2 separate regions of the Homo sapiens genome follow, and region 1 is linked to region 2. A link is an interaction called in ENCODE POLR2A ChIA-PET data of the cell type or tissue named here. Cell type or tissue: HepG2. All regions are shown on one strand. Each heading gives the region's core, and the rest is flanking DNA. Links, peaks and the distances in the headings are about the cores only.

Region 1 (16,074 bases), core at 11,101-13,600, 130 kb after region 2:
TAAAAGACTACACTTCCCAACTGCCCTTGTAGCTAGATGGGGCTATGAGACTAGCTCTTCATCAATGAAGTGTAAGTGGAAATATTTATGGGACTAATGGAAAGTCTCTTGAAACTCAGGGGATATATCCTTCTTTCTTCTTTACTCCTTATTGCTGCCTGGGACATGGACATCATGAGTGGCTTCTAGCAGTCATCTTGGACCATGGAGTGACCTTGAGAAAGGAAGTTACAGATTGAAGATGACAGAGCAGAAGAATAAAAGCTTATATTTCAATGACACATTGAAATTACTATATCGGTTTGGACTTGCATATGCCCAGACTTCCTTTATGGGAAAGAGAATTGTCTGTCTTGTTTAAACCACCATAATTTGGCTTTTCTGTTTCTATAACTGTTATTTGTGTGTCTACAACTTACTGGCAAAAATAATGCAGATGTTCAGCTCCTCAGCAAGGTGTCTCCTCGTAAATCAATAAAATAGAATTCTAGTTTACACATCTGAACTCCACTAATGTGAATCTGTCCCTGAGAGATGACCTGGTGACTAAGTGCTGGGGGGAAGGCAATAAGGGTGCCACTTGGGGAAGAACACTTGGTGGCCAACTGGTTTCCCTCTCAGGCAGCACACCTTCTTGGTTTTCATTTTCTTCTAACCTTAATATGTACAATTAGCAAGAGATAGAGGGAGAACAAAAGGCCTACCTAATTTAAGACTGAATAATCCAAATAATCCATTGTTCAATCTCTAAAAATCAAGTTATTTATAAACTATTTCCTGAGTTAGGAAGTTAAGTGGTCTCTGTTGACGTTATGTCTTTGAATGTTCTAAGTAGAATATTCATCTCTTTTGAAGGCTATTGTTCTATTCTTATTAAGCATGCAGAATTTCACTGTAATTCTGACATCTTAAATCACTTCCCACACTACAGGGATGAGTGTTAATAATTAATATTTGTATTATGTTATCTTATGAAGCCCTTTCAAATACTCAGTTTACTTAATCCTCAACAGCCCCGTGAGTAGCTATTCAACTCATTCATCTATAGATGAGGAAACTAAGAGCCAGAGAGATTAAGTAATGTACCCAAAGATACACAGCTCAGAAGTAGCATTCTTTCAGTCTCCTTGCTACCATGCTACTCTGCTCTACTTCTGTGCAGAGACTCACATTATGAGGCCAGAGTTTATGTGGACAGGACATATTGGGGACATGGCACATAGAAACTTTTTCAATCACACCATGTAGACATTGCATATTTATACATGCAACTGTCTATTTATGGTTGCAGGTTACACACTGGCTGCAAGCTGGTTTACTTTTTCTTTTCTGAAGAGCTAGAAGGCACAAGAGATTATCCACATTATCCCCTCATCCTTCAGACTCCAAAGCCTAGAGAAGTGAAATGATTTATCCAAGATCTTAATTAGGTACAAGTCCTAGACTATACACCCCAAGTCCCTTAACTCCATGAGAATGAATGTTCCTTCTAAAACATCATCATGATTCTCAGTAAATTCTGAGCAGATCATGGATATTACAGCAATGTTTTGGCCAAAATGAAAAAGTATCCCTGGTTTGATAGTTGTATCAAGATGCAATCCTGGTCCCCAGTTAAATCTGGCCCTGACTTCCAGTCATTAACACCAAAATGAATCATTGGCTTTTCTGGGACCTGCATATTAGTACAGGAATTAGTTCACTTAGAAGCCACAGCCTGCACAGCAGCTCTTGTCTTAAAAAAGCACATAATTACCTTTGAAATACTTTGGATTTTTTTGTTTTGTTCCATTTTTGAGACAGTATCTCACTCTGTCGCCCAGGAGTGCAGTGGTACAATCTCGGCTCACTGCAGCCTCGACCTCCTGGGCTCAAGCCATCCTCCCACCTCAGCCTCCTAAGTAGTTGGGATTACAGGCATGCCCCACCACAGCTGGCTATTTTTTGTACTTTTTGTAGAGATGGGGTTTCATCACATTGCCCAGGCTAATCTCAAACTCCTGGACTCAAGCGATCTGCCTGCCTCAGCCTCCCAAAGTGCTAGGATTACACTATCATCTCCTTGATAGCAGTGGGTTAAAAGGATAAACTAATCTACATTATCATTTATTTATTATCCGGTACATATATTATTATTCATTTAGATAACATATGGCTATAATTCATTAAATGTGTAGAGGGCCCACAGGATATGAATCTAGTAACAATATTTTGCCTTTATGACAAACCACAGAGGAGGCAATTTGAAGATGATACTTCTTTTCATACTTCTCTGATTACAAACACTATAATTTCATGGAAGGCCAAAGAATTAACAAAGTCAAAATTTGAAATAATATATATATTTTTAAATAGTGAAGGGCAGGCACAGTGGCTCACACCTGTAATCCCAACACTTTGGGAGGCTGAGGCAGAAGGAGCACTTGAAGCCAGGAGTTCAAGACCAGCTGGGCAACAAAGCAAGATCCTGTCTCTACCAAAAAAAAAAAAAAAAAAAAAAAAAAATTAGCCAGATGTGGTGGCATGGGCCTGTAATACTGGCTACTTGGGAGGCTGAGGTGGGAGGATTGCTTGGGCCTAGGATTTGGAGGCTACAGGAAGCTATGACTGTGCCACTGCACTCCAGCAGAGTCTCTAGCAAGACTGTCTCCAAAAAACAAAACAAAACGGAACCTTGTCTTTTTACATTGTATATTCCACATGGAAAGCATACAAATCAGATGGCTGTTGATGGAAACCCAAATATCATTTGGGAGATTTCCTGCTCTTAAAGTTTAGGAAACTTGGTTTGAATCCCATTTCCCAAGCCTGAGCAGTTCCAGTCCCTCTCCAAGATTTCAGAATCCACTTTCTTAGGCTTGTTTGGATCCTGGCCTTGGTGGTCACAAGGCTATTGCAGTTCTATGGTCCCTGCATCATGTACATTATATACAGAGCCACATCTCTTTATAGTACCTGAGAAAAGATCATTGAGACCAAGCATGTGACCATTTTCCATTTTTACTAAAAATGTTAAGACACAGAGGAGGGGTCACATTACAGATTATGCAGCCATCTGCCATCTCATGGGGCCCCCGGCTAGTTCCTCATGTTACTCCATTTCAAAAGCCCTTATGTTCTCTGTACATGAGGGTTTCGGTGAGCAGTTCCCCAGCTCTGGCTGCTTCTTTCAAGAGGAACAGTTCCATCAGCTTCCGTATTACTCTAGCTTTCAAGTCACCCCTTCTCCTAGAATTCTAATAAATCCAAATTTCTCTATTTTATTATAATAAAAGATATTAAGAAAATGGTGAGCTCAGTAAGTTGATCACCATTCCCCCACAAGAAAATCTACTGAGAGATAAGCTATTGGAATGAATAAAATAGTTCAGCAAAATAAACATACAAGATCAATATACAAACATCAATAGCATGTTGGTTGCACCAGCGATCAACAATTATAAGTATGTGGTATTTGCAAAGATGCCATTTAGCCTAGCTGCAAAAAGTACAGGGTACCTAGTGATAAGTGTAACAGAATTGTCTAATAGAACAACCTAATTATTCCTATTGGAGGAGAGTAGATTAAATAAACTGCGGCTTATTCATGCTGTAGAATTCTACATAGCAATTACAATGAATGATCTATGATTCACCTCTGTATCCATATGGCTCAGTCTTGAAAACATAATATAGAGCGAAAAAGGCAATTTGTAAAATGCACGTACAGTGTCTCCTACATGTAAAAATTAAAAACATGCAAAACAATTGAATGTATAAACATACATCTGCATGAGAATGAAATTCATCTATTTTTAAGATAAAGACTATCTCTAAGGAAGAAGGGATTGGAAAAGAATGGGAGTAGAATGAGCTTTCTTTAAAAAATTTTAAGAGCTGGCAGATTAGTGTCCTCAATTAAAAAAAAATCAAGAGGAAAAGATTTTCTATGGTGATATTATATTTATTTTGTATAATGTGTGTATTAATATATTAATAGGTGTATATTACCTTATTTTTAGTAGTTGTATATGTGAAATAGTTTATAAATAAAAATTGAGGTGGGACACAGTGGGTCATAACTGTAATCCCAGCACTTTGGGAGGCTGAGGGGTGGATAGCTTGAGCTCAGGAGTTTGAGACCAGCCTGGGCAACATGGTAAAACCCTGTCTCTACTAAAAATACATAAATTGGCCGGGCGTGGTGGTGCGTGCCTGTAGTCTCAGCTATTCGGGAGGCTGAGGTAGGAGCATGGCTTGAGCCCAGGAGGCAGAGGTTGCAGTGAGCCAAGATCGCACCACTGCACTCTGGCCTGAGCAATACAGCAAAACCCTGTCTCAATCAGTCAATCAATCAATCAATAAAATAAAAATTGGAATGGAAATTTTATGTGGGTTCAAGAAGGATTTCAATGAGCTAACTCAAGAAAGGATAACCAAATATTGTAAAATAATAGAAGAAATTCCTTGAAATTTTACCACACAGAAAGGTCAGTTTAGACACATAATACTTTGCCTTTATTTTGAGAGGCTTTTGGGTAATTATGAGGCAAAGCAAGCTATTTAACACTCTTGCCCCTTGGTTTTTTTCTAGTAGCTGAACTATGAAGTCCCTTCCAGCTCTAGTATTTTATGAGATCCTAGAACTCTAAGCACTTTTGGAAAGCCTAGAGTTCAGATCAGCTTGCCAGGGGTGCCCTGCTCCTGGCAAAAGTTAAAGGCAGTTTGTTTCTGTCAGAGATAATTAAGCTGGGAGGGCTCAGAATGCAAGGGACAATTTTAAGGATGTAATCGAGACCTAGAGTTGGCAGACCAGTTAGGAACCAGCTGGAGCAGTGAGAGGAGGGATGCCATGAATGTCATTGCTGCTGATAAGACAATGACTGTTCTGCCCTCCTTGATAACAGCAATGTTCAGGGAACAAGTGTATTTACCTTGTTCTTAAGTGTTGGGTTATTTTGAATTCTACTTTAATAGTTATCTCATTGCCTAATAAAATTGGATGATAATTAAAATATATACTATAAATTCAATGTTATTTTTGAATGAATTATTATAACAGTATTATGGTTATTTTTTTAAAGGAAGAGTCCTTTTTTAAAATTTTATTTATTTACTTATTTACTTCTTTTTTGAGACAGAGTCTCGCTCTGTCGCCCAGGCTGGAGTGCAGTGGTGCAATCTCGGCTCACTGCAACCTCTCCTCCTGGGTTCAAGTGATTCTCCTGCCTTAGCCTCCAGAGTAGGTGGGATTATAGGCATGTGCCACCATGCCCAGCTAATTTTTGTATTTTTAGTAGAGACAGGGTTTCACAGTGTTGGTCAGGCTGGTCTCAAACTCCTGACCTCGTGATCCACCCACCTCAGCCTCCCAAAGTGCTGGCCTGAGCCACTGCACCCGGCCAAGAGTCCTTGTTTTTTTAAAGATATGCATTGCAATATTTATAGATCAAATACTATGTCTTGAATTTGCTTTAAAATAATTCAGAGATGGAGGAAGAGGGAGGAAGGCAAACTAAAGATTGGCCATGTGCTGATAACTACCAAAGCTGAATGATGGGTATGTGGGGTTCATTATATCACCCTCTGTACTTTTATGTTTGAAATTTTCCATAATAAAAAGGGTAGAAGAAAATAATAGTAAAATAAAAAGCTTCAGAATTAGCCCCTTTTCTCAGTTATACATTCCTGCAGAAATCCCTCTGACTCCGAGTCCCATTGCTTGCCTGGGGCATTTTCCCAGTCTGTTTGCACGCCATCTGGTATGAAATGATTTGCTTGCTATGCAATGACAAACTTTTAAACCAATGTTGATGTTGATTTCATCAAGTTAGAATTCTAAGAAGTTTTCAAAGGAAATTGGAATTTTCCATTCTTTTAGGAAGGGAAACTAGCACAACCCCGTAGTGGACAGACCAATAAAGCATTTCTTATAGAAAAACTGAACACACACACACACACACACACACACACACACACATATTTTTTGAGATGGAGTCTCACTCTGTCACCCAGGCTGGAGTGCAGTGGTGCGATCTCGGCTCAATACCACCTCCACCTCCTGGGTTCAAGCGATTCTCCTGCCTCAGTCTCCCTAGTAGTTGGGATTACAGGTGCCGGCCACCACACCCAGTTAATTTTTTCTGTATTTTTAGTAGAGACGGGGTTTCACCATGTTAGCCAGGCTGGTCTGGAACTCCTGACCTCAGATGATCCACCCGCCTTGGCCTCCCAAAGGGCTGGGATTACAGGTGTGGGCCACCGCGCCCGGCCTGAACTTATATTTGTTAAGCACCTACAGTATGCCAGGTACTATTTTAGTATACTATTTTTTATTTGATGAAAATTGATTTAAATAGAAATAGATATTATTATCTCCCTCTTGGAGAGAAGGAAGTTTGACCTTGACAAGGTCACATAGCTCACTGGGATTCCAGTTCATAGAAGGATAAATCCAAAGCTTATGTTCTTTCTATTGTGTAACCGTGTTCTGCATTCAGTGATATGAATGTCCACCTGGAGGCCTGTTAGAGATGAAGAACCTCAGACCCCACCCCAGTCCAACTGAATCAGAATCTGCACTTTGTTTGTTTGTTTGTTTTGTTTTTTTAAGACAGAGTCTTGCTGTCTTAAAAAACTGGAGTGCAGTGGCAGGATCTTGGCTCACTGCAACCAACCTCCCCGTCCTAGGTTCAAGCGATTCTTGCCTCAGCCTCCTGAGTAGCAAGGACTACAGGTGTGTGCCACTATGCTGGGCTAATTTTTGTATTTTTAGTAGAGATGGGATTTCGCTATGTTGGCCAGGCTGGTCTCCAACTCCCAGCCTCAAGTGATCCACCCACCTCAGCCTCCCAAAGTGCTGGGATTACAGGCATGAGCCACCATACCCAGCCCGAATCTGCATTTTAATGAGGATCCCAGGGTATCTGTGTGCACATTTAAACCATTTAAAATTGATAAACTGTGCACTAAAAAATAGCCTTATACATTTATCTCAAATAAAAATAACAGTAAACATTTCTGCTAACATCTATTGAGTTCCTGCTATGTGTCAGATTTGTGTGGTTGTTTATTCCTCAGAAGAACTGTATTAGAGTTGAGGAAACACGCTTTAGCATTTAAGCAGCTCCAATGACACAGAGCTAGTAAGTGGCAGGAGTCTAAATTTGAACTCACCTTCATCTGATTGTGGAGCATGGACTGTATAAGCCATTACCCTTACCACAAACATTAAATGCAAACATTCTGTATCATCTAAATAATGCAAATTAACTGCCATGTTCCTCAATTTAACATTAACATAATTTGATTCAAGACTTACCTTTGGTGGGCCGGGCACAGTGGCTCACGCCTGTAATCCCAGCACTTTGGGGGGCTGAGGCTGGCAGATCGCCTGAGGTCAGGAGTTCGAGACCAGCCTGGCCAACATGATGAAACCCTGTTTCTACTAAAAATACAAAAATTAGCCGGGCGTGGTGGTGGAAGCCTGTAATCCCAGCTACTAGGGAGGCTGAGGCAGGAGAATCACTTGAACCTGGGAGGTGGAGGCTACAGTGAGCCAAGATTGCACAGCTGCACTCCAGCCTGGACAATGAGAGCAAAACTCTGTCTCAAAAAAAAATCTATCTATCTATCTCTATATATCTATATAGAGATAGATATTTATATATATTTGTATGTATTTCAGATAAATATATTAATATATATCTATATATTATATTGATATATTTTTACATACATATTATATCTATATTATATTGATATATATTTTTATATATGTATATCAGGATGAAAATTTTACATATATATGTATATATCAGAGTGAAAATTCCAGTAGTTTATCTGGATAGTCCTCATTTACCAATAGGTGAACTGAATATAGGATGAAGCTGACCCCTCAAAATAATCCTGGGATTTACTAAGGAAGGATCATAAAAGACAAAGTGCTTCTGGATTCCACTTTCACATTACTAGTCAACTTTAACTTTTTGTTCCCAGTAGCAAAAAGTTTAGGATCCTTAGAATCTCCTTAAATATCTTCAAATAAACAACTTTGTAACATTGTATGGTGTAAAAGAATGGATTTATTTTGCTTATAAAAAATTCCCACTGGGCAATTCTTTCATTCACTTTCCCGTGTGAGGAAAAAAGAAACATACATAATGTTTTGGTTGGTGGAGAATATAATAGACTATAATTCTAGGCTTACTTTTAGTAAAAGCAACAAGAAGTCATAATTAGCTCTAGACTAAAGTAGACTAAATTGATATGAATATGAAATCACCTGCAGCTACAAAAGATAGCACATTTCTAAAAATACCAGAGAATTATATTTTTTCCCTTTTTTGCCTAACGCAGAGCCTCCAAAGAAGAAAAACTTAATTACCTTTGTGACCTAGTGTTGGCAGATCTCAATCTATAAAATTAGTTATTAAATATCTTTTCCTTTAGGAAGCAAAGAGGGCAGTAGAGTGTAACACTGGAAATCTGAGAACTAAGTGGTACTAAAATCACTAAATAAAGGTAATGGACTTGAACTTCGGAGTATTTGATTACAAGAAAATTAGATCCTCCAAAAATATGTATAATAAATATGCAATTAACAATACATTAGTCAGTGGACCTTTTTCTTTCTTCTTTTCAGTGGCAAAGAATAGATTAAAACAATGATAACTAAGCACCCTAAAATTCCTATCTGTTTAGTATTGAAAAATGTGTAAGTAGATAATTAAAACACTTAAAGAATGCTTCCAGCCTAAAAGACAAGTGTCTTTGCTTTCCCTGTGCATCTCACTTAACATTAACATAATTTGCCCACTCAAGCTGCTGTATGAGTTGATTTTATAGGTTACTATCCTTCCATTCATCATCCATTTTCCAAGAATGAATATGGATATTGTGGTGAGAAGTTCAGTCTGAAATGAAAGGCAATTCTACTATTACCTTATCCTGGAATTAAAAAATATATATTCAGAGACGGTTATTTCTCAATGATACATTTCTAAGCCAATGAAAAGCAATTTCTTCGACAGGCACGGTGGCTCACGCCTGTAATCCCAGCACTTTGGGAGGATGAGGTGGGCATATCACCTGAGGTCAGAAGTTCGAGACCAACGTGGCCAACATGGTGAAACCCTGTCTCTACTAAAAATACAAAAAAATTAGGTGGCACAGTGATGCACTCCTGTAATCCCACGTATTTGGGAGGTTGAAACAGGAGAATTGCTTAAATTCGGGAGGCGGAGTTTGCAGTTAGCCGAGAGCGAGCTGTTGCACTCCAGCCTGGATGACAAGAGTGAAACTCCATCTCAAAAACACAAACCACAACCAAACAAAAAAATATTTCTTTGTAAAATTTTGTCCTAAAGTATACTTGCATGCACACATACACCTACCAGTACTTTTTTTTTTTTTTTAAGAAAGGTGGGATTTCACATTAGACGTAAAAATAAAAGCATTTTTTTTTTTTTAAGGTGCAGTCTCGCTTTGTTGCCCAGGCTGGAGTGCACTGGTTTGATCTTGACTCACTGCAGCCTCCACCTGCCAGGCTCAAGCGATTCTCCTGCCTCAGCTTCCTGAGTAGCTGAGATTACAGGCATGCCCCAGTATGTCTGGCTAATTTTTGTATTGTTGGTAGAAATGGGGTTTCACAGTGTTGGCTAAGTTGTCCTTGAACTCCTGGCCACAAGTGATCTGCCCTTTCCTGCTTCCCAAAGTGCTGGAATTACAGGCGACAGCCACTGCCCCGGGCACTTTCTGGCGGTTTCTCTGAAAAAACAAACACGTTAAAAGAGTCTATTTCTACTTTCTTTTAGGTATTTCTCCATCTCTCTGTGCTGATGTGTCTGGAATTGACAGGTTCTTCGTCTCACTGACTTAAAGAAGCCGTGGACCCTCACAGTGAGTGTTACAGCTCATAAAGGCGCCGCACGTGGATTTGCTCGTTGTGACATTCGGATGCTGAGACAGTTTCCTCCTTCTGCTGGGTTCACGGTCTCACTGACTTCAGAAAGGAAGCTGTAAACCTCCGCAGTAAGTGTTACAGTTCATAAACACAGCACGCACCCAAAAAGTGAGCAACAACAACATTTATTGCAAAGAAGGAAAAAACAAACCTTCCCCAGTAGGCAATCAAACCCGAGTGGGTTACCACTACAGGCTTGGGCAGCCTGCTTTTATTCTCTTATCTGGCCCCACCCACATCCTGCTGATTGGTCCATTTTACAGAGAGCTGATTGGTCTGTTTTACAGAGAGCTGATTGGTCTGTTTTGACAGGCTGCTGATTGGTGCATTTACAATCCCCGAGCTAGATACAAAAGTTCTCCAGGCCCCCCACTAGATTAGCTAGATACAGAGTGTCCATTGGTGCATTCACAAACCCTGAGCTAGACACAGGGTGCTGATTGGTGTGTTTACAAACTTTGAGCTAGATACAGAGTGCCAATTGGTGTATTTACAATCCCTTAGCTAGACATAAATGTTCTCCAAATCCCCACCAGACTCAGGAGCCCAGCTGGCTTCACCCAGTGGATCCCCCACTGGGGCCGCAGGTGGAGCTGCCTGCCAGTCCTGCGCCTGCGCCTTCACTCCTCAGCCCTTGGGTGGTCGATGGGACTGGGCGTCGGGGAGCAGGGGGCAGCGCTCGTCGGGGAGGCTCAGGCATGGTGGGCGGCAGGTCCCGAGGCCTGCCCTGAGAGAAGGCAGCTAAGGACCGGCGAGAAATCAAGCACAGCGCCGGTGGGCCGGCACTGCTGGGGGACCCAGCACACCCTCCGCAGCCGCTGGCCCAGGTGCTAAGCCCCTCATTGCCCGGCCAGCAGGGCCGGCCGGCTGCTCCGAGTGCGGGGCCCGCCAAGCCCACGCCCACCCGGAACTCCAGCTGGCCTGCAAGCGCTGCGCGCAGCCCCGGTTCCCGCTCGCGCCTCTCCCTCCATACCTCCCTGCAAGCTGAGGGAGCCAGCTCCGGCCTTGGCCAGCCCAGAAGGGGGCTCCTACAGTGCAGCGGTGGGCTGAAGGGCTCCTCAAGTGCCACCAAAGTGGGAGTCCAGGCAGAGGAGGTGCCGAGAGCGAGCGAGAGCTGCCAGCACGCTGTCACCTCTCACTAAGATATGATGTTCTGTGAGGGTCCACTTGATAAAAATCCCTAGGTGAGAAGCAAGAGGAAGGATAGGTCTGTAATTAGAGGGGCTGGTGACTGCAAAATGAATTAGATACCCATCATTTCATTCATTCTAAGGAGGTACTTAGAATGAGAAAAACATGACTCAAAGGAAAGCAAATATAAGCAACCGTGGGTGTTTGCTCGTCTTTAATGGGATCCCTGGTTGGGTCTGCTGGGAGAGACGGCTAGCAAGGACTCTGCAAATTCTAGCATTATCAGTTTGTCTCAAATGTCAGGAATGTTACCAAAAAAAAAGATTCACATATTGTGTAGAGGATGGGACTATTTAAACTCTGAAGTCCTTTTCAACGCTATCATTTGAATTGCTCAGAGTGAAACTTTAAGGGTCCACTCATCTTGCTTACTTCCTTTTTCTTTTGATTTTGGCTTTTCAGCCAGCATTTATATCAACTGTGACTGCCAGCATTTGGCACCATGGGTGAAGCAGGTTTTATTTGAAAATCTGCTTGTGGCAGCCTGTGGAACTGATATAATAGGAAGCAGCCCAAGTGGTAGCTGCCTTGTTTTGGTTCCCAAACAGAGAAGGAGGCATCCCCAAAAGAAAGAGGAAGTGGTTCTGCAGTACCCACCTCCAGACCTACGGAAAGTTCCCCTCCCAGTCAAACTAGTTTTCTGCAGAGCTCTTGTGTCTGTCCAGTGATCACTTTTCTTGAGATAGAGAAATACCCAATGTGACCTTGAGAAAGCTGATGAGTTTGCAGAGGACGCTGGTCGACAGAGAGAGAGGAGAGAAGAGAAGCAAGCAGAGAGGAGAGACGTGTAGCTCTTGGGAGACAGGAAGCTGGAGAGAGGAGGAGCTGTCTCACTTTTGGCTAGTGTTCCATTTCCCACTTACAAGCCCTGAGTCTCAGCTGAATTAGAAACCAAACTAAAAGGCAGAGCCATCTGGGATACACCCGGGGAATCCCAGTAGGACCTAAGCACTTCCCAGATTTAACACGGTAGTATTATTGATGAGCCTAAGGAAGCCAAGGGCCTTCAGGAAAACATAAATCTATATTTATATAACTTGTTAAAATAGGAAAGGAGTGGGGTGTGTAATATACTTTTAAGTGATTTATATTTTTAAAATGGTTAAGGCTGGGTGTGATGGCTCATGTTTGTAATCCCAGTGCTTTGAGAGGCTAAGACAGGAAGATGGCTTGAGTCCAGGAGTTTGAGACAAGCCTGGGTAACATAGTGAGAACTTCTCTCTACCAAAACAAAACAAAACAAAACAAAACAAACAAACAAAAATCAGCCTGGGTAACAAAGCAAAACCCTGTCTCTATAAAAACTTTGAAAATTAGCTGGGCGTGGTGGCTTGCACCTGTAGTCCCAGTTACTCAGGAGGCTGAGGTGGGAGGATCACTTGAGTCCAGGAGGTCGAGGTTGCGGTAAGCTGAGATCAGGTCACTGCATTCCAGCCTGGATGATAGTGTGACCTTGTCTAAAAAAAAAATGAGCTGGAACATGGTGGCACACAGGTATAGTCCTAGCTACTCAGGAGGCTGAGGCAGGAGGTTCACTTAAGCCCCAGGGCTCAAAATTACAGTGAGCCATGATTGTCCCACAGCACTCCAGCCTGAGCAACAGAGAAAGACCCTGTCTCTAAATAAATTAATTTAATGGTTAAAATATCATAAAAGAGAGCTCCTGCTTTCAGGTGTTAGAATGAAGAATTTTTATCTTCTTCTCTTAAACACACACACACAAGCATGTGCACACGTGCCCACACACACACCCCCCATTCTAAAATTTTGGAACACTGGTAACAAGTAGGTTCATTCATTTATTCATATCTTCAGCAAATCTTTACAGAAGGCCTGCTATGTTCCAGGTACTAAGTGCTTGGGATACATTACTGAAGAAGATAAAGATCCTTGCCCTCACAGAGCTTGAGTTCTACTAAACAAGTAAATCCTATACCATGTTAGACGATAATAAGTGCTATGGAGAACAAAAAGGACAGCAAGGTAAGGAGAATCTGGAATTTCAGAGGTGAAGGGCCAGAGTGCAATGTTAAATGGAGAGGTCAGGATAGACCTCACTGAGAAGTTGAGAATGGAGCACACTCACTGCAGGAGAAGAGGGAGTTGGCCAACTGGCTACCTGGGGGAAGATACTGGGATGGACAGCTCCTCACCTCCTTCAAAACAGAAGGAACAGCTAGAACGAAGGCCTCAAAGCAAAGAGACACACAACAGATTCAAGAAACAGCAGTGGGGCTGATGTGGCTGAAAGGGGGAAATTGAAGGGAAGAGTGGAACGGATAAAGTCAGAGAGGCGGTGGGGCCAGATCCTGCATGGCGTTATGGGTCATTGTAACATCTTTGTCTTTTCCTCCGACTGAAATGAGGAGCCACTGTTGGGTTTTGAGCATAGAAGTGACGTGGTCTCACTTACATTCTTAAAGGATCACTCTAGATGTTATGTTGAAGAGCCTTTTACAGAATTTAGGCAAGAAATGATAGCTCAGGTCAAAGGGTATCAGGGGAAGTGCGGTAAGAAGTTGGATTGTGGGTATATTTTGAAGGTAGAGACAACAGGATTCCTCATGGATTCAATGTGTGGTGTGAGACAAATAGAGAAGTCAAGCATGACTCAGGTTTTGGGCCTAAGCAACAAAGAAACAAGGAGTTGCTACCCAATGGGGAAAGCCATAGGTAGAAGATACTTTGTTCCCATAGGACAGAAGTTCAGTTTGGGGCATGTTGAGTTTGAGATATCTATTAGATATTGAAGTGGAGATGTGGAATAGGCAGTTGGCTATATTAACTTGGAGTTCCAGATGGAGCTCTGGGCTGGAGCAATAAATTTAGAAGTCTTTATCATATAGATGGAATTTAAAGTAGTTAGACTGGATGACATCACCAAGGGAGTGAGTGTAGAGAGAGAAGAGGAACAAAGACTGAGTCCAAGAGAGAGAAGAGGAACAAAGACTGAGTCCTGGGGTCCTTGAACACATAGCAGTCAGAAAAATGAGTAAAGAAAAGGAGACTGGGAAGGAACAGCTACCAAGGGAGGAAAAACACAAAGAGAACATGGTGACCTGGCAGCGACATGAAGGATATCCAGAAGGAATGAGCAACTGTATCCTGTGTTGTTGATAGGTCAACAAAGACAAGGATAAAGAGTGTACCATTGTATTAAGCAATAAGGGGGTCATTGACAAGGGTAAGAGCAGTTTCTGTAGAGTCATAGGGGTAAAAGCCTGATTGAAGTGAGCCATAAGGGCAAGGGGGAAGAGGAATTTAAGATAGCATAGAGAGACAATTCTTTTAAAGAGTTTTGATGGCAAAGAAAGGAAAGAGGCCCGGCGTGGTAGCTCACACTTGTAATCCCAGCACTTTGGGAGGCTGAGGAGGGCAGATCTCTTGTGATCAGGAGTTCAAGACCTGCCTGGCCAACAGGTGAAACCCTGTCTCTAATACAAAAATTAGCCAGGTGTGGTGGTGTGCACCTGTAATCCCAGCTACCCAGAAGGCTGAGGCAGGAGAATAGCTTGAATCCCGGAGGCGGTGGTTGCAGTGAGCCGAGATTGCACCACTGCACTCCAGCCTGGGAGACAGAGGGAGACCCTCAAATAAAAGGAAAGATATGTAGTAGTAGCTGGTGAAGGAATGGGGTTCAGGGAAATGTTTCTTTCTTTTTTTTAAAATTAGAGAATCAATAGTATGTTTGTATGTTAATGGCAATAATCTAGTGGAAATAAAAAATGATTATATAGAGAAAGGGAATAATTGTTGGAACAATGTCATTGAGTTGAGGATAGGAGATGGGTTCTAGTGCATAGAGAATGCTTTAGTATAAGAGTATGGATTATTCTTTCGATACTTAGCAGGAGGGAAGAGTATGAAAGTGCAAATAATGGAAGGGGGATAGATGTGTTAGTGGGAATTTGTAGAAGTTGCAAAGGATTCCAATAAGGAGAAAAAAGAACACATAACAAAGATTTAGAAATCAGAATGGCTTTGGATTTCTCAATGGTAACACTAGAATCTAACAGATAAGGGGGCCAAGGCTTTAAAAACCTAAGGGAAGATAGCTTGTAACTCAAGAATTCTATACTTAACCAAACTATTATTAAGTGAGGGTAGATTAAATGCATTTTCAAACACAGGAGGTGTGCTAGATATCTTGTTTGCCCCTTGAGATCCTTCTCTATTCCCACTTTGTGCTCAGGGAGGTAGACCTGCATGGATTGCTTCACTTGGGTCTCTTGTCCTCTGGCTCCTGGTTGGGTTTGGTCAAAGGGCAACACTGGTGGGAGACCAGGGGGCAGAAAGAAAGGGATGGATACTGTGTTCCTTTACTGAAGACTATAAATCTTGGTGGGCAACACTTTCCTATAAGCTGCATCTCTCTCTGGATTCTAGTAAACATTCCTTCCTCTATCCCTTTCAAGCCTAAGGCTTCCTGCTGTTGCTAGTCCTATCTCTTCACACTGTTCACACCTTTGTAAACAGTCCCTTTATTAAGCTTTCCTCTAGCACCCCCTTAAGAATGCCATTTTTCCTCTGGTTGACCTTGACTGGATACACTGGTGTCCAAAGACTTACCAGTGAGCCTTTTTATCAGAAAACTATTGGGGGAAGTTCTCCACTAAAACAAGAAGACACAAGATTGAGGCAAAGGGAATCTTCTGAACAATGGTGAAAGATCACAGGATGACAGCTGTGTATTCAGTTTCAGAATAACCAACTCAGAATGGAGCAGGCTAGAAGGTTCTTAAAGGTGTCTTTAAGAAGGTAAAATTGTTAAAATACCTAACAAGGAGTTTTACACAGCTGGGACGGGAATTTGAAACTGAATTAAAGACATGGAAATCTAAGCAAATGAAAAAGAAGATGGTTGGCCGGGCGCAGTGGCTCACGCCTGTAATCCCAGCACTTTGGGAGGCCAAGGCGGGTGGATCACCTGAGGTCAGGAG
Region 2 (16,074 bases), core at 6,459-8,958:
CCCACAGTATTGGACCATGTGCTCAATTAGCATATGTTGTATGAAGAATCTGAGTACTGGCTAGGCATGGTGGTTCACACCTGTAATCCCAGCACATTGGGAAGCCAAGGTGCTGGGCTTGAGCCCAGGAGTTCAAGACCAGCCTAGGCAACATAGTGAAACCCAGTCTCTGCAAAACAATACAAAAATTAGCTGGGTGTGGTGGCGCGTGACTGTAATCCCAGCTATTGAAGAGGCTGGGGTGGGAGGATCGCTTGGGCCTGGCAGGTGGAGGTTGCAGTGAGTGGAGTTCACGCCACTGCACTCCAGCCTGGGCAACAGAAAGAGACCCCATCTCAAAAAGAAAAAAAGAAGAAAGAAGCTGAGTAGTTATGATTCCAAGTTTGACACTGTAGAAAAGGCAAAACTGTAGAGACAGTAAAAAGATCAGTGGTTATAGGTAGAAAGGGAATGAACAGGCACAACACAGAATTCTTAGGGCAGTGAAAAATACTCTGTATGATACTATAATGAATATATTTGTCCAAACACATAGAACATACAACACCAAGAGTGAACCCTAACGTAAACTATGAACTTTGGATGATTATGATGTATCAATGTAGGTTTATCAATTATAACAAATGCACCACACTGTTGAGGGATTGTGGTAATGAGGGAGGCTATGGATGTGTTGGGGCAGAGGACACACAGGAAATCTCTGTACAAGAGGAAACTTGGTTTTGCTGTAAATCTAAACCTTCTCTAAAAAAACAGTCTTTAAAAAAAATCCAAGCAGTAAAAGTTTAAAAAAAAAAAAGCCATAAAAGAAAAATGAATGTGAATACTGACTAGTTGATTACTATTAATATATTCTGTTCAGCCATAGTGCAGATTAACAGGATTTCATGAATTCAGGAAATTCTCTTTTTTTTTTTTTTTTTTTTTTGAGAGCAAGTTTTGCTCTTGTTGCTCAGGCTGGAATGCTGTGGTGCAATCTTGGCTCACTGCAACCTCGGCCTCTCGGGTTCAAGTGATCCTCCTGTCTCAGCCTTCCTGAGTAGCTGGGATTACAGGCATGTGCCACCACACCTGGCTAATTTTGTATTTTTAGTAGAGACGGGGTTTCCCCATGTTGATCAGGCTGGTCTCCAACTCCTGACCTCAGATGATCTGCTCACCTCAACCTCCCAAAGTGCTGGGATTACAGGCGTGAGCCACTGCGCTGGGCATATTTATATTTTAATAGCTGCCTTTAAAGGCAGTTTCTCCATATTGAAATTCTAAGAAGCATCAATAACAGTAACTTTACAGAAAAATGTGTACAGTCCTAAAAGTGTAACTCTGATTTCTAGCTATACAGAAGGACCTGGTCACTAATTACATAATCCCTTACCACTGGTGTCTCTCCCGCCCAGTCTGTCCAGCTACCAAGCTCTCAGGATTGAGGGAAAGAAGAGAAGCACCTCAGAATGGGTCTCTGGAGCCATAGTAATCAGCTGTTCAACCAGCTGTCAGCAAAAGGGGACTCTCTACCTCTTCCCAAAGAACCACAGAGCGCTATCATACCCCACCACTTGTCCTGTGGTAACCACATGAGCAATCAGGCGTTCCTGATAAATTAGGAATTCTCATTTGTGTTTTGAATGTAAAAGAAAGCAATTATGGAAAAAAAAGACAAAAATGTAACTCACAAATGGAATTTGACTGCTTGTGGGCTAGAAACCAACAGCCTTCTCTAACAACCATTTCCTGGGTCTAGCTTTCTCCTTTGCTCTTCTTTTTTCCTTTGCCCTTACTTTTCTTGCTACTCCTACTTGAGGTTAGTAAGCTAATTAAGATAGCAAAAAACTAACTCTGTTCTATACTTCCTACTCCATAATTACCACCAAAAATTTCAGTAAGGCAAAGGGCAAAAATGAAATACCTCACTGTCCCCTAACATTCCAAAATGCTACTTCCTTAATGTACTAAAGTAAGAAAGGATCAGGTACACTAAAATAGTGTTGAAACAGCAAAAACCCCACAAACATCACTAAGTGTTTTCAGCACTTTCCAACAGCATTTTTAACAGTTATCTTCAAAATTTGGGAAGGGACACTCAAAGAAAACCTGGATTACATTTTTATCTTTTCTAACCATTAAGCAAAGCTGATACGGCTTTTCTTTGAATACTGGCATGGACTTCTCGGATTTAGGTTATCTAGGTAAAAGTACCAGAGAATTCTGCAAGTATAGGGAAGATAGGGAAATTTTTGACTTGACAGATAACATACCAAAAGGCTCTATGAACTGATAAAGTTTTTCACCAACTGATATGGCTTCTGTATACTGCCGCAGATGATAAAGAATGACTGCTTGATTATAGTACAACATGCTGTTTTCAACATCATCTAATCCATCCATTTCTTCAACAGCTGAGTGGACCTATAAAGCAATCAACAGAGGTTATATTTTAACATTAAGGAAATAAAAAGCAAAAGTGAAAGAATTCATATGAATAAAAAGGAACATAGGCCAACATTCTTATTCTGAATTTTTCCATACTTTCAACAGTATCTTTAGATTTTAATTACTCTCACATACTAAAAATTATTTTCATTCTTCTGTGCCACACATAATAAAATTTTAGGTAAAATGTTTTCATGAGACTTTATTAAGTACCCAGCACATGGCTAGACAATTATCTTCCTTGTCACTGTGAAGCTATCTTCCCTGTTTCAATTGGTAACACCACTTCTGAGTAGGATTCCCATCTCCTAGTCTCACAACCTACAAGAGGCTACACCAGGCGTGCAACAAACTCAAAATGACCTTTCCCATAAAAATGTCACGTAGTATTCATAGTTTGATTTCATTTTGTAAAAACTAAGGTAAAATTTAAACATTAATAATAGCTGGCCGGGCGTGGCAGCTCATGCCTGTAATCCCAGCACTTTGGGAGGCCGAGACAGGCAGATCACTTGAGGTCAGGAGTTTGAGACCAGCTTAGCCAACATGGTGAACCCCGTCTCTACTAAAAATACAAAATACAAAAAAAAAATTTAGCTGGGTGTGGTCGCACGTGCCTGTAGTCCCAGCTACTCGGGAGGCTGAGGGAGGAAACTTGCTTAAATCCAAAAGGCAGAGGCTGCAGTGAGCCAAGATCACATCACTGCACTCTAGCCTGAACAACACAGCGAGACTCTGTATCAAACAAAACAAAAATAGTTAACTATTTACCATGTGCCAGACTTGCTATGTTAAAACTTTTACAGGTTAATCCTCACCATACCTCAAGGTCATAGATAATTTTTTTTTTTTTGAGATGGAGTCACCCAGGCTGGAGTGCAGTGGCACGAACTCAGCTCAGTGTAACCTCCACCTCCAGGGTTCAAGTGATTCTCCTGCCTTAGCCTCCTGAGTAGCTCGGACTACAGGCATGCACCACAACACCTGGCTAATTTTGTATTTTTAGTAGAGATGGGGTTTCACCATGTTGGCCAGGCTGGTCTTGAACTCCTGACCTCAGGCGATCTGCCCACCTCGGCCTCCCAAAGTGCTTGGATTACAGGCATGAGCCACCGCACCTGGCCGAGGACATAGATAATTTCATTTCCACTTTATACATAAGGAAACCAGCACAGAAAACTTAATTATCTTGCCCAAGGCCATAGGGCTAGAAAGTATATTTTCAGGTTTCGTTCCCGTAAAAAAGAATAGATTTTTTTAAAGTACTCAATAATAAAAATATATTATTGCACACATGATGGTTAGAAAAGGCTTTTATGGGCTTCACTAAAGGCTAACATCTGTAACTGACACAAAAGAAAAAAAAAAAAGCATGACACTTTGCATTCTCAAACTGTATACCCCCTTATGTAAGCTGTAGCAATGGGCTTTTAAATTTTAATCAAGCTTTACAACCATTGCACAATTCCATGTAACACATGAAACTGGAAGTCTACTTGTATTAAAACTAACCTTTGCCATTATGAAGATTGCAATAAATTATTGTTCAATATTAAGTAATTAACTCTAAGACCAACACTTCCATAGAACTCTGATATACAGTACATGGATTTAACAGCCTTGGTTTGACTAATGGCAAGGAACCTGAAGGTTCACTACACACAATGAATTGTAAATTTTGTAACTGGACTTCAGCAGACGTCAACCACCCACGTGGTTAAGCTTGACATGGTTCAAATGTTAGCAAGTGGTCCTAGCTGACCAACATGTGCATCTCAATGAGTTTGGGAACTTTTTATAATCTTCACTTATCAAGTCACTATCTTAAAGAGATTAAAAACAGTATCTTCAAACAGTGAAAACTCAATTTCCAAAGGCAACTCTTTCTGTAGTTATGTAATGGAGAGAGACTGAGTTAAGAAGAGTTTAGCCAGAAAAGCTTTTAGATAAACTATGGCGTTTTGGATTCAGCAATGGTTGAATAATTATCACACAAATAACTTTGCCACATATTCTATGACTCACCAAAATAGTCTAGTAACTGCTCCAGCCAAAAGAAAAACTACTCATTAAGTGAAATTAGACGTTTGCTAATTAAAATGGAATAGGTTGAAAAGGTGTGTCACTGTGCCCGATGTGACTGCGAACAGAAGTATGATTTAAAGAAGTCAGTAACCACAAGTACAAACACTTCTAGGAAACTCAAGAGTTGGAAGGCCCTAACAAACCTTATAAACAATAAAAGCTAGTGAAAGAACTTCACAAAGTTTTTTTGGCCTAACTGGAAGTTTGCAGGAATTGCTTATTCAAAAAAAGTTTAAAGGCTGAACTTATTCTCAAAAACCAAACAAATTTGTCTTGGAAGAAACTGTCTATGGGGTCATAGGGTGCATGTACTAGATTATCAGTAAGCATCATCTTTCTTTTGATTCTGGAACACTAGATAAAATCATCAGTAATAATACTGGAGTAATGAGGAAACGTGAGGACATACAAATTTATGAAGACTGAGACAGGTAGGAGAACAGGCTCAAGAGTCAGAAGGCCTGGTTTAAATCTGTTCTTCCCCTTCCTAGTTGTGTAAATTTAAATTAGACTTCCTAAATTCTGGTTTTAAAACTGAGATAATAAGCACCTACTGCCTCAAGAGTTGAATGTGAGGATTATATGAGATAAGGCATAAAAGGCACTTAATACAGAATTTGGCACCCAGTATGCATTCAATAAATGGTAGCTATTATTCTCATTTTTGAATTTTAATGGGGTTTAAAAATTACTTTATGCCTATAAAGGATTACAGAGAGCCTGAAGGGACAACTTGCTTCTCTACCTGTGTCACACTTTAGGGTGATACTATAGAGTATCATGGTACTCATGATTACAGGAAAGGTCTCATGACTCCCTAACAGCATGAAGCAGTAACTAAAATTACAGGCTATAGAGTTAAATACAACTGAGTTCATGTAGCTCTTACTACTCAAAAACTTTGTGTTTTTGGACAATTTACACAGCTATCTGTGCCTTGGCTTTTCCACTTTTAAAATAAGAAAAATTATATAGCTATTTCATAGGGCTACTGAGAAGAACAAGCTGAGAAGTTGCATACAAGCGCTTGGCAGAGCCCTGTCACACAGTGAACACTTAACATATGCTAGCTGATCCTATCAGCACCATCACTGTTATCAGCCCTCTTGAACACCAAAAGTCTAGCCCCAGGATTCAAGAAACATTGCCATTATCACCAGACCAATCCCCAATTCAAGCCCCAAGCCAGATACAAAGCAGAATATCTTCTATTTAATCAATCATCTCCTGATCCAAATGCTAAAACGACTTGACATTAGGATTAATCATATTTTTTTCATTATAAACAAGATATATCTCCACAGCTAAGCTTCTTCATATAGTTCTTTCTCAAAACTCCAAAGCTCATTCAAATTTGGTATATTAGTCTATTCTGTTCAAGTTCATTAAAACCCCAATTAAAAAAAATGATCCCACAACATACCTTTTATCTCCTGGAATAATAATTTTACGGAAATAAAATTAATGCTAACAAATGTTTCTGACAAGAAATACCAGACAAATCACATTTATTTTCCTTAACTATTTGTGTTTCATAAATTAAAGAACAGAACAATATTTTTTATAGTTAAATTCATTTATGTATCACCTGATTCTTCAGCTGGTTAAGTGTTTGTCTCAAATTATCTGTTGTTGTTTGGTTACTTTTAAAAAACTCAGCTACTGCTGTATTCAAAATTATTTTATAATCATCTTTGTTTATATCTTGTAGACAGGCAAGGTGTTGTAGACAGGCATCATAATTTCCAGACTAAAAAAAAAAAACCACACACACACACACAAAATTACATACCAGCTTTAAATACAGTATATCATTCCAAATATATTTCATTCATCTTTATCTTAAAAGTTCTTAAAAAGAAAGATGTAGTTTCCCTACATATACTAATCAAAGTCACTAAAGCAACATTCATGTCAGTTAAACTGTGGATATTTACTTCCTAAGACTCAAAACCCTGACATTGACACATATAAGACACATATATTGATATGATAAATATACTGGCATATACATATAGTGCTAGCAGGGTATTAATGGCTGAGGCTAGTCAAGAAAGGTAATATAATCACTCCAAATTTTATTTTCTAGTAAATATATTTTAAATACCCAAGCATCAAGTTCTTCTGCTTACATGCACGTAACCTGATAACCAAATAAGGTTTTCTTTCATATTGTTTAATGCCAGAAAAAGTTAAAATTCTGCCAATAAAGTTTTGGGGTTCCATTTTAAAGTACCTTCAAGAAAATAATTTTTGAATCTGATATTTTCAGAAATAAATAAATAAAAGAATTGAACAGCTTAGTGAAATGAAAAGACTGACCCACATACTTACAAATCTAAATTTAAAAGACTTAAAAACAACAGTATATGAGTTAAAACATGTTTACAAAAACTTGGGAATGGCTCCAATTATTCCCATTCCTTTCACCATATTTAAACTCTAAAACATTTATTTTAAAAATTAAACCTACTTATCTCTAAATTAACTTTTGAATTATTACAGAGTAAAAATTGTAAATTTAAAAATTCACTATGAAAAGATTCATACTTGACAGAACCCTACAACTTGAGCAGACTAAGAGAAGCCATTTCTTACTGTGAAAGCTTGGAAAGCATTGGTGGATAACTCCTTCTCTTGATCAGTGATCCCAGAGGACTGACCTGTGCCTTCATGTTTCTCTGCTCCCTGATCTGCAAACACACAAATTTTACAGTTCTTTAGAAATAAAAGTTGTACAGTGGTCCCTCCTTATCCAGTTTCACTTTCTGCAGTTTCAGTTACCCAAGGTCAAGTATGAAAATATCAGATGGAAAATTCCAGAAATAAGCAGTTCTTAAGTTTTAAACAGCAATGTTCTGAGTAACATGATGAAATCTCTTGCCATCCTGCAGTGTCCCGCTCTGTCCCATCCAGGAAGTCAATCATTCCTTTGTCTAGCATTCCATGTTGTATAAGATACCTCCCCCTTGGACACACAGTAGCCATCTTGGTTATCAGATCAATAGGTCACAGGAAGAAAGGTGAGTAGGGTACAGTAAGATATTTTGAGAAAGAGAAACCACATTCAGATAACTGTTATTTTATTACTGTTGTTGTTAATCTCTTACTGTGCCTCATTTATAAACTTTATCATAGTTATGTACGTATTAAAAAAAGCAGTACATAGGTTCAGTACTATCTGTGGTTTCAAGTATCCACCGGAGGACCCTGAATGTATCTTCTGAGGAAAAGGTGGGGGACTACTGTATAGTGAATTTGTCCCTAGTTTTCATCTTGTGTTCTTCCTAATAAAGTGGCCAAAGTTAGGGCTCTCTCAACAATAACTGATTAATGTTGCCAGGCACGGTGGCTCACGCCTGTAATCCCAGCACTTTGGGAGGCCAAGGCGGGCACATCACAAGGTCAGGAGATCGAGACCATCCTGGCTAACACGGTGAAACCCCGTCACTACTAAAAATACAAAAAAAAAAAAAAAAAAATTAGCTTGGCGTGGTGGCGGGCGCCTGTAGTCCCAGCTACTTGGGAGACTGAGGCGGGAGAATGGCGTGAACCTGGGAGGTGGAGCTTGCAGTGAGCCAAGATAATGCCACTGCACTCCAGCCGGGGCGACAGAGTAGGACTCCGTCTCAAAAAAAAAAAAACAACAAAAAACAATGACTGATTAATGTTATAAGCTAATAAGAAGCTACTCCTCTGAAAGCTTGAAAAGGTTCCTATGGCCAAGTTGAAACACAATGAAAACCTGCCCACTTAAATAAAGACCACAAGCCCTGTAGATGAGGACATTCAAGCTGAGAATATTGTGCTCTTTAAAAAATATTAGATCTGCCACCCAGCAATATACAGTCCCACATATTCAAGCAACTATGGCAGGTGCTGGAGATATAAACACACCTACGATGGCTTTAAGAGATTTATAATTTAGTTGGAAAGTAGTAACAATCAGAAAACTACACTGATAAGGGCTTACAGCTAATTTCCAGGCAAGGAATATTTTCATAGGCTCAGAAATCCAAAATATTAACACATTTAAAAAGTTTCTTTAATATGTTAAGTGTCCATATAAATTCACAGTAAAGGTTAATAATCTGTTTAGCTGGGAAAACTACCTCCTACCTCTATAATTTGCTATTTTAAATATTAGATGTTTTGCTTTTTGTTTTAATTTGAAAATAGAATTCCAAAATAAAGGTAAAAATCTCAGCTGAACCAAACCTAAACTACTCAGAGCAAAAGTGTGTTAAGTACTCTAACAAATGCTTCAATACTTTTTATAGTTCTCTCAAGAGTCACTGTTGGCTGGGCGTGATGGCTCATGCCTATAATCCCAGCTACTTGGGAGGCTGAGGCACGAGAATTGCTTGAACCTGGGAGGCAGAGGTTGCAGTGAGCTGAGATCACGCCACTTCACTCCAGCCTGGGCGACAGAGTGAGACTGTCTTGAGAAAAAAAAAAAAAAAGGCCAGGTGTGGTGGCTCACGCCCGTAATCCCAGCATTTTGGGAGGCCAAGGCGGGTGGATCACGAGGTCAGGAGATCGAGGCCATACTGGCTAACATGGAGAAACCCCATCTCTACTAAAAATAAAAAATAAAAAAATTAGCTGGGCGTGGTGGCGGGCACCTGTAGTCCCAGCTACTCAGGAGGCTGAGGCAGGAGAATGGCGTGAACCCGGGAGGCAGAACTTGCAGTGAGCCGAGATTGCACCACTGCACTCTAGCCTGAGCAACAGAGTGAGACTCTGTCAAAAAACAAACAAACAAAAACAACTATCAGAGACTGGGCAATTTATAAAGAAATGAGGTTTAATTGGCTTATGGTTCCACAGGCTGTACAGAAAGCACATATAGGGAGTTCTCAGGAAACTTACAATCATGGCAGAAGGCAAAGAGGAAGCAAGCAGATCTTCACATGGTCAGCAGAAGAGAGAGCAAAGGGGGAGGTGCTACACACTTTTAAATAACGACATCTAGTGAGAACTCACTCACTATCACCAGTACAGCAAGGGGGAAATCCACCCCCATGATCCAGTCACCTCCCACCAGGTCCCTCCCCTAACATTGGGGATTTACAATTCAACATGAGATTTGGTTGGGGACACAGAGCTACACGATATCATTAGGTCATTGTTTTTTGGTTTTTTATTTTTTCAAAAGAGTCTAAGCCAATTAGAATTAATTAAATAGAATTAGAATGTCCTACATTCTGAATTTTTCTGGTTATTTCCTCAATATTACATGCAGTTTAACATTTCTGGCAAGAATACTATATATAGGTAATGTAAATATTAGTCATTTTTATTTTTATTTTTATTTTACTTATTTATTTAGATGGAGTCTTGCTCTGTCACCCAGGTTGGACTGCAGTGGCACAATCTTGGCTCAGCCTCCCAAGTAGCTGGGACTACAGGCACCTGCCGCCACACCTGGCTAATTTTTTTATTTTTAGTAGAGACGGGGTTTTGCCATGTTGGTCAGGCTGGTCTCAAACTTCTGACCTCCCAGGTGACTGCTGGCCTCAGCCTCCCAAAGTGCTAGGATTACAGGTGTGAGCCACTGCGCTTGGCTTAGTCATTTTTAATGTTAAGTTTTCTTTTCTGCAAAAATTTGCCATTTGTTTTTAAAAGATGCCTTTTATATTTTACTATCTCCCAAAGAATATTCTGTTTCTTGGTTCTACTCACCAGCAAAAGCTCCATGCACCACTAATGGAAATATCATTAAAAGGAAATGTGACCACTGTATAAATGTGATGTCATGGGCTGCAAACATAGGTAGGTGATGGCAATGTCACTGTGTATGACTTTAAAGAATTTCAAAGTCTCACAATATTTGAATTTCTTATTTATACAGGAATTTTTTTCATACAGAATTGTTGCTTCAGACTGAAACTCAAAGACCTCCAAAGCTTGAACCTATCCGCAAAATGGGGATAAGAAAACCCTTTTTCAAGTTATTGTAAGGCTTTAGTAAGAATATATGTGAAGCAATTGGCATGTACCTGGCAGAGTAAACCCCTGATATGTAGCACAATAGTGCAGATTCTATCATTTTCAACATACAGACGGGAGGCAGGTTGCACAGTGACGTACAGACAATTTTTAGAATTGAAATAAGACTAAAACTTTAATGTCACTTCTGAAATTAAACAGATGCTACAAAGTGGAACTGGGGCAAGTTTCAGCTTCCCTATTTACTAAAATGAGAGTCTGTATTAAATAGTTTTTAGCATCCCTTCCAACTCAGATTCAGTAACTCCAAACATGCTTCTATAAAGAAACTGAGGCCGGGCGCAGTGGCTCACGCCTGTAATCCCAGCACTTTGGGAGGCCGAGGCAGGCGGATCACCTGAGGTCAGGAGTTCAAGACCAGCCTGGACAACATGGTAAAACCCCATCTCTACTAAAAACACAAAAATTAGCCGGGCATGGTGGTGCATGCCTGCAGTCTCAGCTACTTGGGAGGCTGGAGCAGAAGAATCACTTGAACCTGGGAGGCAGAGGTTGCAGTGAGCCGAGATCATGCCACTGCACTCCAGCCTGGGTGACAGAGCAAGACTTCATCTCAAAAAAAAAAAAAAAAAAGAAACTGATATGTTTGTTCCTAAAGCAGCACTCATATCCAATTAAGGTTTCTATGGAAGACAAATACCCACATGAGAAATAGTAGACCACCTTGTCCCCAAGTTTACCCCTCAAGAGTGCCTACAACCAACTTTCCAGAAAGTTGTCAAGAATCACACTGGTTATGGGGTTCTTTTGCTTACTGGCTCCTTTCCATTCTTCCCTCTCCTTCTATAGATCTGCCAACATGGACTCAAGTTGGGGCTAGAGCTAGTGGAATGCTCCCCCAGTATGGTGCCCTAGAGTTGCATCTGTCATAGTAGCCTCCACTTTCGCACCTCATCCATCACAAGCCCCCTTCCAGGATACTGGGAAGTGTGACTCCCTCTATAATGGCTTCCAGGAGTTGCCTAGATAAACAAACTCCCTTATCTTCAAGAACCCTGCCACAGTCCTTCACAGTGTTCCTCAAACACCAGAAACTTGCTGAAAGAAGAGTAAATATGAATGGCTTAATAACGTGAAATGAAATTCAGCCTCATTATTTATTAAATAATTGTAAATTAAAACGATAATACTAAATGTCTAGAAATAAATATTCTTCAAGAGATTTGATAACTAAATCATGGTATAGGAATACAATGGCACATTAACAGTTATTAAGTCTATATAACTTGATGTGGAAAAATATTTACAACATGTTGTTAAATAAAAGAAACAGATTGCAAACTGCTTTGTACAACTGAATCCCATGTTTTATAAAAATATATACACAAATATGTACCTCTGAATAAGTATAAAGTCTACAAGGATACACAGCAAACTATTCACCAAACTGTATGTGCACTTATGATCTGGGCACTTTTTGATAACTGCCTAGACAACAGGAGCATCTCAAAGAACCAGTTGTTGGCCAGGTGTGGTGGCTCACACCTGTAGTTCCAGCATTTTGGGAGGCCAACGCGGGTGGATCACTTGAGCCCAGGAGTTCAAGACCAGTCTGGGCAGCATGGTGAAACCCCGTCTCTACAAAAAATACAAAAATTAGCTGGGCATGGTGGCATGCATCTGTAGTCCCAGCTACAAGCGAGGCGAAGGTGGGAGGATTGCTTGAACACAGGAGGTGGAGTGTGCAGTGAGCTGAGATTGTGCCAAAGCACTCCAGCCTGGGCAGCAGAGTAAGACCCCATCTTAATAAACTAAAAATAAAAGAACCAGTTGTCAACAGAACTAACTTTGGGAAGTCCTAGCCTGGCACATGTCAGCAGTCAGTGAAGATTCCCAACTTCCCTTTTCCAAGAAGGCAATATGACATAATTAAAAGAGCACAAGTCTTAGAATCAGTCACATCTTCAGTCCAGTCGTCCTTTGGCCTGTTTTTAATTAGAGATGCTAAATAAATATAGCTCCCTTCCCCACTTTCCTTTCACCAGAACTAAAAATTCTTGTACTTATATTTTTAAAAATATATTTATGTCTGTAATTTAAACATAAAAATTAACAGTAAAATTCAATTTCATGTGACTTGACTATGAAACAGCTCTTTAGATCACTACGAAACCCCCAGAAGACTGAACACCCTTTTGAGAGTCACCACTTATAACAACGTAATACTGTATAACTTGTACTTAAAAAAACTCATCTAAGAACTTATCTGCTGTATAAAAAAGGCATTCCAGTATTTGGGCTTATTAAAAAGTGTTACTTGTGATAATTAAAGTTAGCAGGTCAAGTAGTTATTTTATTTCCACTTTAGCATACGACAGGGAGGAGGAAAAGCTAAGAGTTAAGTGAATAAAGTTTGCCAGTTTCAAAGGACAATGTTAAACAGTTTTTTCTTTGGAAAGCCAATAACAATGAGTTTCACTGCAAGAACATACTGTTTATCCAATACATGTGTTTTGCAGAACTGTCAGGTGCACAAAAGAGGTAAGGACCAATTATTTTAAAACGTGTAAAAATGTGACACAGGACTTTAGGACCTCAGAAGGCAAGTTATAAGTTTAGATTGAAACAGGATCCTCAATCCACATATTGTCACCATAAAACTTTAACAAAGAATATAAATATCTTTCATGTTTCTTTTATTATTAAAGATTTTATAAAACCTAACATTTTAAAAAATGTGTCTTCTCTCATAAAGAAGCATAATTTAAACCAAATGCCAAAAATTCTTAGTTTGCTATTGAGTTTTCTCTAAAGCTTCTTCTAAAATATGCCCCTTGGCTGGGCAGTGGCTCACACCTGTAATCCCAGCAGTTTGGCAGGCCAAGGAAGGAGGACTGCTTGAGCCTAGGAGTTCCAGACCAGCCTGGGAAACAAAACAAGACCCTGTCTCTATTTTAAAAAATTGTTTTAATTAGCCAGGCATAGTGGCATGTGCCTGTAGTCCCAGCTACTTGGGGAGGTGAGGTGGGATAATCGTTGAAGCCTGGGAGGTTGAGGCTGCAGTGAGCCGTGACCATGCCACTGCACTCCAGCCTGGGTGACAGAGTGAAACCCTGTCTCAAAAATAATAATAATAAAAGATATGAATAAAATAAATAAGTAAAATATGCCCTAGATTAGATGACATTCTTTAATGGGACTTTTGGGACCAACTGTAAGAGCACCTTAGAAATACAGGGCAAAGGGGAAAACCCAACAACTCACCCAGGTGTTGAAAATTTTGAGCTTCTATTCTCCACTAAAAGTAGAGTAGTTCATGTGGCCACTGCTGTTAGCAACCCCAGAAAATGGAAGTATCAGGCTGGACATGGTGGCTCACGCCTATAATCTCAGCACTTTGGGAGGCCAAGGTGGGCAGATCACCTGAGGTCAGCAGTTCCAGACCAGCCTGGCCAACATGGTGAAACCCGTTTCTACTAAAAATACAAAAATTAGCTGGGCGTGGTGGCATATGCCTACAATCTCAGCTACTTGGGAGGCTGTGGCAGGAGAATCACTGGAACCCGGAAGGCAGAGGCTGCAGTGAGCCGAGATCACGCCACTGCACTCCAGTCTGGGTGACAGAGCGAGACTCCATCTCAAAAAAAAAAAAGAAAAGAAAAAGAAAATGTAAGTCTCCTAAAATTCTCCAGAAAAGGAGAGAAGCCAATTTAAGATAAATATATAAGCTGGGCTGGACACACTGGCTCACGCCTGTAATCCCAGCACTTCGGGAGGCTGAGGAGGGTGGATCTTGAGCTCAGGACAACATGGTGAAAACCCATCTCTACCAAAAACACAAAACTTAGCCAGGTGTGGTGGCACATGCCCGTAGTCCTGCTACTTGGGAGGCTGAGGAGGGAGGATCACTTGAACCCAGGAAGTGGAGGCTGCAGTGAGCTGAGATTGTGCCACTGCACTCCAGCTTGGGTGACAGTGAGACCTCATCTCAAAATAAATAAATAATAAATAAATAAATAGATAAGCTGGACTCTAAGGCTGACAAGAGCCTCTGAAATTCCCATTTCTACACACATTTCACAGAACTGAGCTCAATAAATAACCTTTTACATGTTAACGAACCATTATTTTACCTACCTTCTTTAACTTCAGGATGAAAATTTTCTGTTTTTAAAAAAACACACTTCACTACTCAGGAGGCTTAGGTGGGAAGATTGCTTGAGCCCAGTATATGACTACCAGCCTGAGCAATCAGTGAGACCCCATTTCTTCTTCTTCTTCTTTTTTTTTTTTGAGACGGAGTCTCACTCTGTTGCCCAGGCTGGAGTGCAGAGGCACAATCCCAGCTCACCGCAACCTCTGCTTCCCAGGTTCAAGTGATTCTCCTGCCTCAGCCTCCTGAGTAGCTGGGATTATAGGTGCCCGCCACCATGCTCAGCTAATTTTTGTATTTTTAGTAGAGGCAGGGTTTTACCATGTCAGCCAGGTTGGTCTTGAACTCCTGATCTCAAGTGATCCGCCTGCCTCGGCCTCCCAAAGTGCTGGGATTACCAGCATGAGTCACCACGCCCGGCCAAGACCCCATTTCAAATACACACACACACACACACACACACACACACACACACACACACACACACTCTCTTCAACAGGATTATTTTTATTTTCCTTGTGTATTTGTACATTTCTCGAGTTTTCTGCCAGAAATGGGTATTCATTTTTGTAATCAGTTTTTTTAATGTTTTAAAAACATTTATTATTTATAACTACTGACTTCTTACCAGACAGAGTCTGCACATAATCCCACAGCATTTCTTTATTTGCCCAAAAGTAGTCTCCGTTGCCAATTGAAAGAGTATACGACCGTTCACCCATAAGCTTGACTTTCCTTCTACTCTGGCCTAATGAACATGGCTGACCTTCTATGCGTACAGAGCTCTTTGACCCACAAACCTTGACAGTCTTTACACCAATAGACTTCATTTCTAAATAAACAATTGCCTTTAGGTTTGAACTAAGCAGAAAAGAAATGCACCACGTTTTCAAAACTGAAAATCATCAGTTAACTGAAAGCACAGACACATTCCAATACAGAATGTTAATCATTCAAATCTGATTGGTGGAGACTACAAGCTACACTCATCAAAATACAGCTCCACTGATATATCAAGAAAAGAAAACTTTTCCAAAGAAAAAAGGGATGTTAAAAGACCTAAGGAAATCAACAATCACAGTCACAAAATACCAATGATGCCCTTGTGAAGGAAAGTTTTAAATCTTAAGAAGGATGCCACTTCGAAGAAAAACAATTCAGGCCCACTAATGTCACTATACAGCTAGGTTAACATACCTCACATATGATTTCTATCATCTGAACAAGTATACTTGACTTACCAAAACCTCAAATGGTTTATTCACTAAACCATATTCCCTCCACTGGACAAGAGGAGCTGGAGAAATGGGAAAGCACACACTTCGCAGCCCAAAGAATAAGCCATTTGTAACAAGCAATGTTACAGAATTGAGCATCCTGCCCAGTAGTGTAGAAATAAAGGAACAGAAATTCAAATCAATAATATCAGCATGGCCAGCACGGTGGCTCAGGCT

The links. Peaks named below come from ENCODE experiments on the same cell type or tissue, not always from the same donor. Only the 100,000 strongest peaks of a DNase experiment are listed, where the experiment ranks them.
Region 1: POLR2A ChIA-PET joins it to region 2 with 5 read pairs; 2 of 35 experiments call an interaction of 5 or more read pairs at or near these places.

Annotation. Positions count from the first base shown.
Region 1 is chr3:32,573,588-32,589,661 of GRCh38, reverse strand. LOC124906226 (a long non-coding RNA gene) reads right to left here and starts at 10,954. Exons shown (of 2, transcript XR_007095860.1): 1 at 10,917-10,954; 2 at 10,053-10,670. In HepG2, for the core only: no CTCF peak of the experiment used is centred there; no DNase peak of the experiment used is centred there; H3K4me3 peaks cover 823 bases.
Region 2 is chr3:32,695,002-32,711,075 of GRCh38, reverse strand. It overlaps CNOT10 (CCR4-NOT transcription complex subunit 10), which reads right to left. Exons shown (of 19, transcript NM_015442.3): 2 at 7,114-7,208; 3 at 6,104-6,265; 4 at 2,256-2,406. Among named protein-coding and RNA genes, the nearest start is that of CNOT10, 18 kb to the right of the region's middle. In HepG2, for the core only: no CTCF peak of the experiment used is centred there; a DNase peak (open chromatin) is centred at 7,455; H3K4me3 peaks cover 328 bases.